Linked DNA regions of Homo sapiens: region 2 is linked to region 1. Evidence: read pairs that join two places in POLR2A ChIA-PET (ENCODE). Cell type or tissue: MCF 10A. All regions are shown on one strand.

Evidence for each region. ChIA-PET counts read pairs that join two places held together with the same protein. Peaks named below come from ENCODE experiments on the same cell type or tissue, not always from the same donor. Only the 100,000 strongest peaks of a DNase experiment are listed, where the experiment ranks them.
Region 2: POLR2A ChIA-PET joins it to region 1 with 10 read pairs; 7 of 35 experiments call an interaction of 5 or more read pairs at or near these places.

The regions. Positions count from the first base shown.
Region 1 is chr20:35,304,865-35,307,364 of GRCh38, reverse strand. It overlaps UQCC1 (ubiquinol-cytochrome c reductase complex assembly factor 1), which reads left to right. Exons shown (of 10, transcript NM_018244.5): 9 at 586-699. Among named protein-coding and RNA genes, the nearest start is that of FAM83C, 14 kb to the right of the region's middle. RefSeq lists enhancers at 1,365-1,659, 752-1,951, 2,243-2,500. In MCF 10A, a CTCF peak has its summit at 205 (motif pointing right); DNase peaks (open chromatin) are centred at 114, 934 and 1,464.
Region 2 is chr20:35,356,789-35,359,288 of GRCh38, reverse strand. All of the region lies in intron 6 of UQCC1 (ubiquinol-cytochrome c reductase complex assembly factor 1), which reads left to right. Among named protein-coding and RNA genes, the nearest start is that of UQCC1, 54 kb to the left of the region's middle. In MCF 10A, no CTCF peak of the experiment used is centred here; a DNase peak (open chromatin) is centred at 1,458.

The DNA.
Region 1 (2,500 bases):
ATCCTGCTGAACATCCTGTTCCCCTACTTAGGGAGAGGCTGGGCCCAGAGTTGGGTAAGAGTGAAGACAAGGTAGCTGGCTCCCTTCCCCCAAGGACCAGTTGCCTTGCCTTGGTCCTTGGACCAAGCAAGAAGGCACAGTCCATGCCCACCTCCATTCCTGGGAGAAACATACATTCACAATATTCCCAGCCCGTGCCCTGTGGACAGCAGGGGGAGCATTGCTGCTATGGACAGCAGGGGGAGCATTGCTGCTACTGTTTCTCTTCTCAGCCTCTCAAGTGTTGCCTGGGCCAGGCGCAGTACGGAGTACTGCCTGAGTCCCAGCTCTGCATCACCTAACTGGTGGCTTGGCCCCTCTGGACCCCCTGTTCTCCCTCTGTATGTAATAAAATGAAGGGATTGGGCCAGATACCCTTGTAAGACCCCTTCCACCTCTACTGTGTGACTGCCCCATTTTCCTCTTGTGCGTGGAGGGCCCTTCTGAGCTGATTCCATGGTTGCTAGCATGTTCATAGTATCCCCACCGTCTGTGTCCTGGCTCTGTGGATCCCTCAGGAGACCACTGCTGTGCTGTATGTTCCAGGGGATCCTTTCAGATGATCATGGGCTGGCCGCTGCCCTCTGGAGAACCTTCTTCAACCGGAAATGTGAAGACCCTCGACATCTTGAATTGCTGGTAGAGTATGTGAGGAAACAGGTGAGTGACCCTTTCCCTCCCCTCCCAAGTCCTGGCAACAGTGGGTCCTCCTCTTGGGCTTTCAGGGGATCATGAGAGGTGGAGTTACCAAGGACCAGCCTGAGAGAATTCTGACCAGATCACATCAGCACTAGACGCTGAAGAAGGAGCGCCTTCTGTATGTCCAACCATGAACTGGGCCAGGGAGCGGGAAATGGGAAGAGAGAGAGAAAGAGGCATCGAGTAGTCTCCTGCCCTCAGGAACTTTGAGTCATTCATTCACTGTGCACCTCATTGCCTACTGTGCGCCCAGTGCTATGCTAGCAGCTGGGCCCACAGAGTCCTGGCAGATATGAGCACGTGGTGTAGTAGCAGCTGCCCACTGTGGACCCCTTCTCTACCCACTTGGATTTGTTTCCTGCTCCTGACTTCCAGCAAAACTGGGCAGCAGGCAGCATTTCACAGACAGCCTCTTCCTGCTAGATGCTCTCCACAGTCAAGTAGAGTCCCCCCACTTCAGTTTCTCACCCCTCTGGCTCCCCAGGGCTCCCCGACATCAAAGCTTCTACGAGAAAGCTCCGCAGTGGGGGCTGCTTACCCACATAGCTGTCCTCAAGCCCCGGGGAATTAATTCCTTGACCTCCCTGCCCTCAGATCCTGTATTGATGGGAAACTCATACTTGATAGATGAGTGAGCTGACTGGCAGCGAAGAGGACATAGAGGCTCTTCCAGGGCCTCCCAGTGAGTCAGCCTGCACAGCTGCCCTAGGGCCCCAAGCTGTGTGATTCATGTGACCACTGAGGCCTCAGCTGCCTCAGACAGCTCAGGCTGTGCCATGAGTCACACCTTTGCTTCATGGCCTGGCCCCTGGAGCTGAAGGGGTGTCACGCCACAGTTACTCTCTTGTTCACTTGTATTCATGGTCTTCAACAACCAGGAAAGGCAAGGCTGGACTTCAGCTCTTGAGAAGACAGGGCCCATAGGACTAGCTTGTTAACTGCTGGAAAAACCACATACTGGGGCTCTGCAGACCCACAGGGTAGAGAATCCCAGGAGCCAGGACTTCTGTTTGACCACTCTTCAAATCTGCTAGAGCCAGGGAGAGGGCACGGCATGGCCAGAGGGCCCCACTCACAGAGAATTCTGATACTCTGTTGACTGGACTCACCCTCAGACGGGAGTAGCAATTCGCAAAGCAAATGCTGTGTTTTCTGAGAGACCTGCCCAACATTTCCATCTGCCATGGTGGGCTTGTGCCAGAAGCCCCAACAAGACACACTGGGACTTCTCCGAGGGCCCTCTAGGAAGGGGCTGCCACAACCATTGTCCCTACAAGAGGTCCCATGTGGCCCCAGTGAGAGGCAGTGGAAAAACCGTGAAGGGGTTCTTGGGAAAGCAGGGAGCTTTGGTGGGGACCCAGTTCTATCAGCAAACCTTTTGAGCACCTGCTGCTCCATGTACTCTTGGGAAAGCAACGATTAATAAGACCCAGTCCTGCCCTCGAGGAGCCAGCTCATGGTTTGGTGAGGAAGCCCAGGCACACGGCTAACCCTGGAGTAAGCCAGCCTGTTATGTGATACAGGGAGGGCAGAGTGCTGAAGGCCGGGAAAGGAAGAGCAGGAGCTGGGCCTTGAGCAGACTGTTTGGTGTGGCCGATGGCCCAAGAGCCAACCAGAGGTTCTGTTGAGATTTTCAACCCAGGAGGTGGGCAGAGGGGTGGCACTGGGGGCAGAAATGGAGTCACTGTAAGGGAGGAGTGGGCTTTAGGGAAGAGATGGCAGGGCAGGTGGGAATCCAGAGCCAAGACACGTGCGAGAGGCT
Region 2 (2,500 bases), 52 kb before region 1:
ACTTAACCTCTTCAGAGTGTGTTTTCTTTTCTGTGAAACGGGGACAGTTATAATGTCCTGAGAGACAGAATGAATGTAAATGCATCTTACAGTGACAAGTCTCACATTACAGAACATAGTAAATGGTAGTAATCATTATTATTATTTTCTATAAGGCAGGATTGATAGCTTCAGCCCTTTATTATTTGATATTCCTAGTGAGTGACATTTTCTTCCTTTGTCCCGTCTCCATGCTTGCCTTTTAGAGATATTTGCACGCCAGGTTTGAACACTCCTTTTTTTCTTTACTTTGCTAGCTGCGTTATTTGCCTTTCTTATATGTAAAAGAGATCAGTATTATGTATGAGCCACTGGAATCACTGAGAGACAAGGATAGTACTGTGAAGCTTAAAACCTAAATAATAAATTGTGGGTTTAAGAACATCATCAGGCCAGGCGCGGTGGCTCACGCCTGTAATCCCAGCACTTTGGGAGGCTGAGGCAGGTGGATCACTTGAGGTCGGGAGTTTGAGACCAGCCTGACCAACATGGTGAAACCGTGTCTGTACTAAAAATACAAAAATTGGCTGGGTGTGGTGGTGGGTGCCTGTAATCCCAGCTACTCAGGAAGCTGAGGCAGGAGAATCTCTTGAACCCGGGAGGCAGAGATTGCAGTGAGCCAATATCATGCCACTGCACTCCAGCCTGGGTGACACATCAAACTTGGGAGGAGCAACTTGAGTTTGATCCTAAACAGAGTAGTAGCTTCTGCACAGATTCAGTCTATATTCAGAGTAGGTGCTTAGTAATACTTGTTCAATAAATGATTAGTTAATTAATATAGGAATCTTTTTCATTACAAGATTTTTTTAAGTTTATTTTGCATTTTTTTTGTTTCCTGGATACAGATTGGCACACTGATACTTTGCTTTTTTTTTTTTTTTTTTTTTTTTGAGACAGAGTCTCTCACTGTTGATGCCAAGGCTGGAGTGCAATGGCACAGTCTCGGCTCACTGCTACCTCTGCCTCCCAAGTTCAAGCGATTCTCCTGCCTCAGCCTCCGGAGTAGCTGGGACCACAGGCACCTGCCACCATGCCCAGCTAATTTTTGTATTTTTAGTAGAGATGAGGTTTCACCAGGTTGGCCAGGCTGGTCTCAAACTCCTGACCTCAGGTGATCCACCCTCCTCGGCCTCCCAAAGTGCTGGGATTACAGGCATGAGCCAGCGCGCCCAGCCTGCATTCTTAAGGGCAGTTTTTATTTATTATGTTTTAGCATGGAAGTGTGTTATCCCCTCCATAATGCCCCCTGCCCTTCTCAATTCCCCCTCGTTTCCAACAGAGGTCTGACATTATGACTTTAAATCAGTGGCAAAATGTAATTTGACCTCTCAATGTTAAATTTAGGCATTTATTATGAGGGTATACACCCATGATGTGAGTTAAAGTGAGCTGTATTGTGAAATAGCTTACTTAATGACTCAACGTTATTGTTATATGGTCAGAGTCTGTGACAGGTGTTGGCTTTGTTTTGCAGTGGGTAGCAGGATCTTCAAGTCTTTTATTTTTATTAACCATTTTGACTTTGTTTTATTTATTTTTCTTTGTTTCTTTTTCTTTCTTTTTTTTTTTTTTTTTGAGACAAGGTCTCACTGTGTCTCCCAGGCTGGAGTACAATGGCACTACCATAGCTCACTGCAACCTCCACCTCTGGGGCTCAAGCGATTCTCCTGCCTCAGACTGTAGCTGAGACTACAGTCATGCACCACCGTGCCCCACTAATTTTTTTTTGAGACGGAGTCTTGCTCTGTTGCCAGGCTGGAGTGCAATGGTGTGAACTCGGCTCACTGCAACCTCCGCCTCCCTGGTTCAAGCCATTCTCCTGCCTCGGCCTCCCAAGCAGCTGGGATTACAGGCATGTGCCACCACGCCCAGCTAATTTTGCATTTTTAGTAGAGATGTGGTTTCACCATGTTGGTCAAGCTGGTCTTGAACTCCTGACCTCAGGTGATCTGCCTGCCTCAGCCTCCCAAAGTGCTGGGATTACAGGCGTGAGCCACTGCGCCCGGCCTAATTTTTGTATTTTTTATAGAGATGAGGTTTCGTCATGTTGTCCAGGCTGGTCTCGAACTCCGGAGCTCAGGTGATCTGCCTGCCTCGACCTCTCAAAGTGCTGGGATTACAGGCATGAGCCACTGCACCTGGCCTATTTAGTTTTCTTTTACCATTCAACATACTTCAGTCTTTTCTGAATGATTCAGGATGTCCTGATAACTCTTAACTGTATTTTGCCAGACTATTGTCTCTGAGTTGTACCTGTTGAACCTCAATTGCTCTGTTATTTTTTTCGTGTCTCTATTAAATAAATTTTTCATTTCCTCTTTTCCTACTAGGCTGCTAGCAGTTACTCTTGTTATAGGTATGCTTGCCTCCAGTTAGCCAGTCTTTTTTTTTCCTGATGTGCTATTTCTAATATGATGCTAGTTTTGAAGCTTAAATTACTGTACTTGTGAGGACTGAA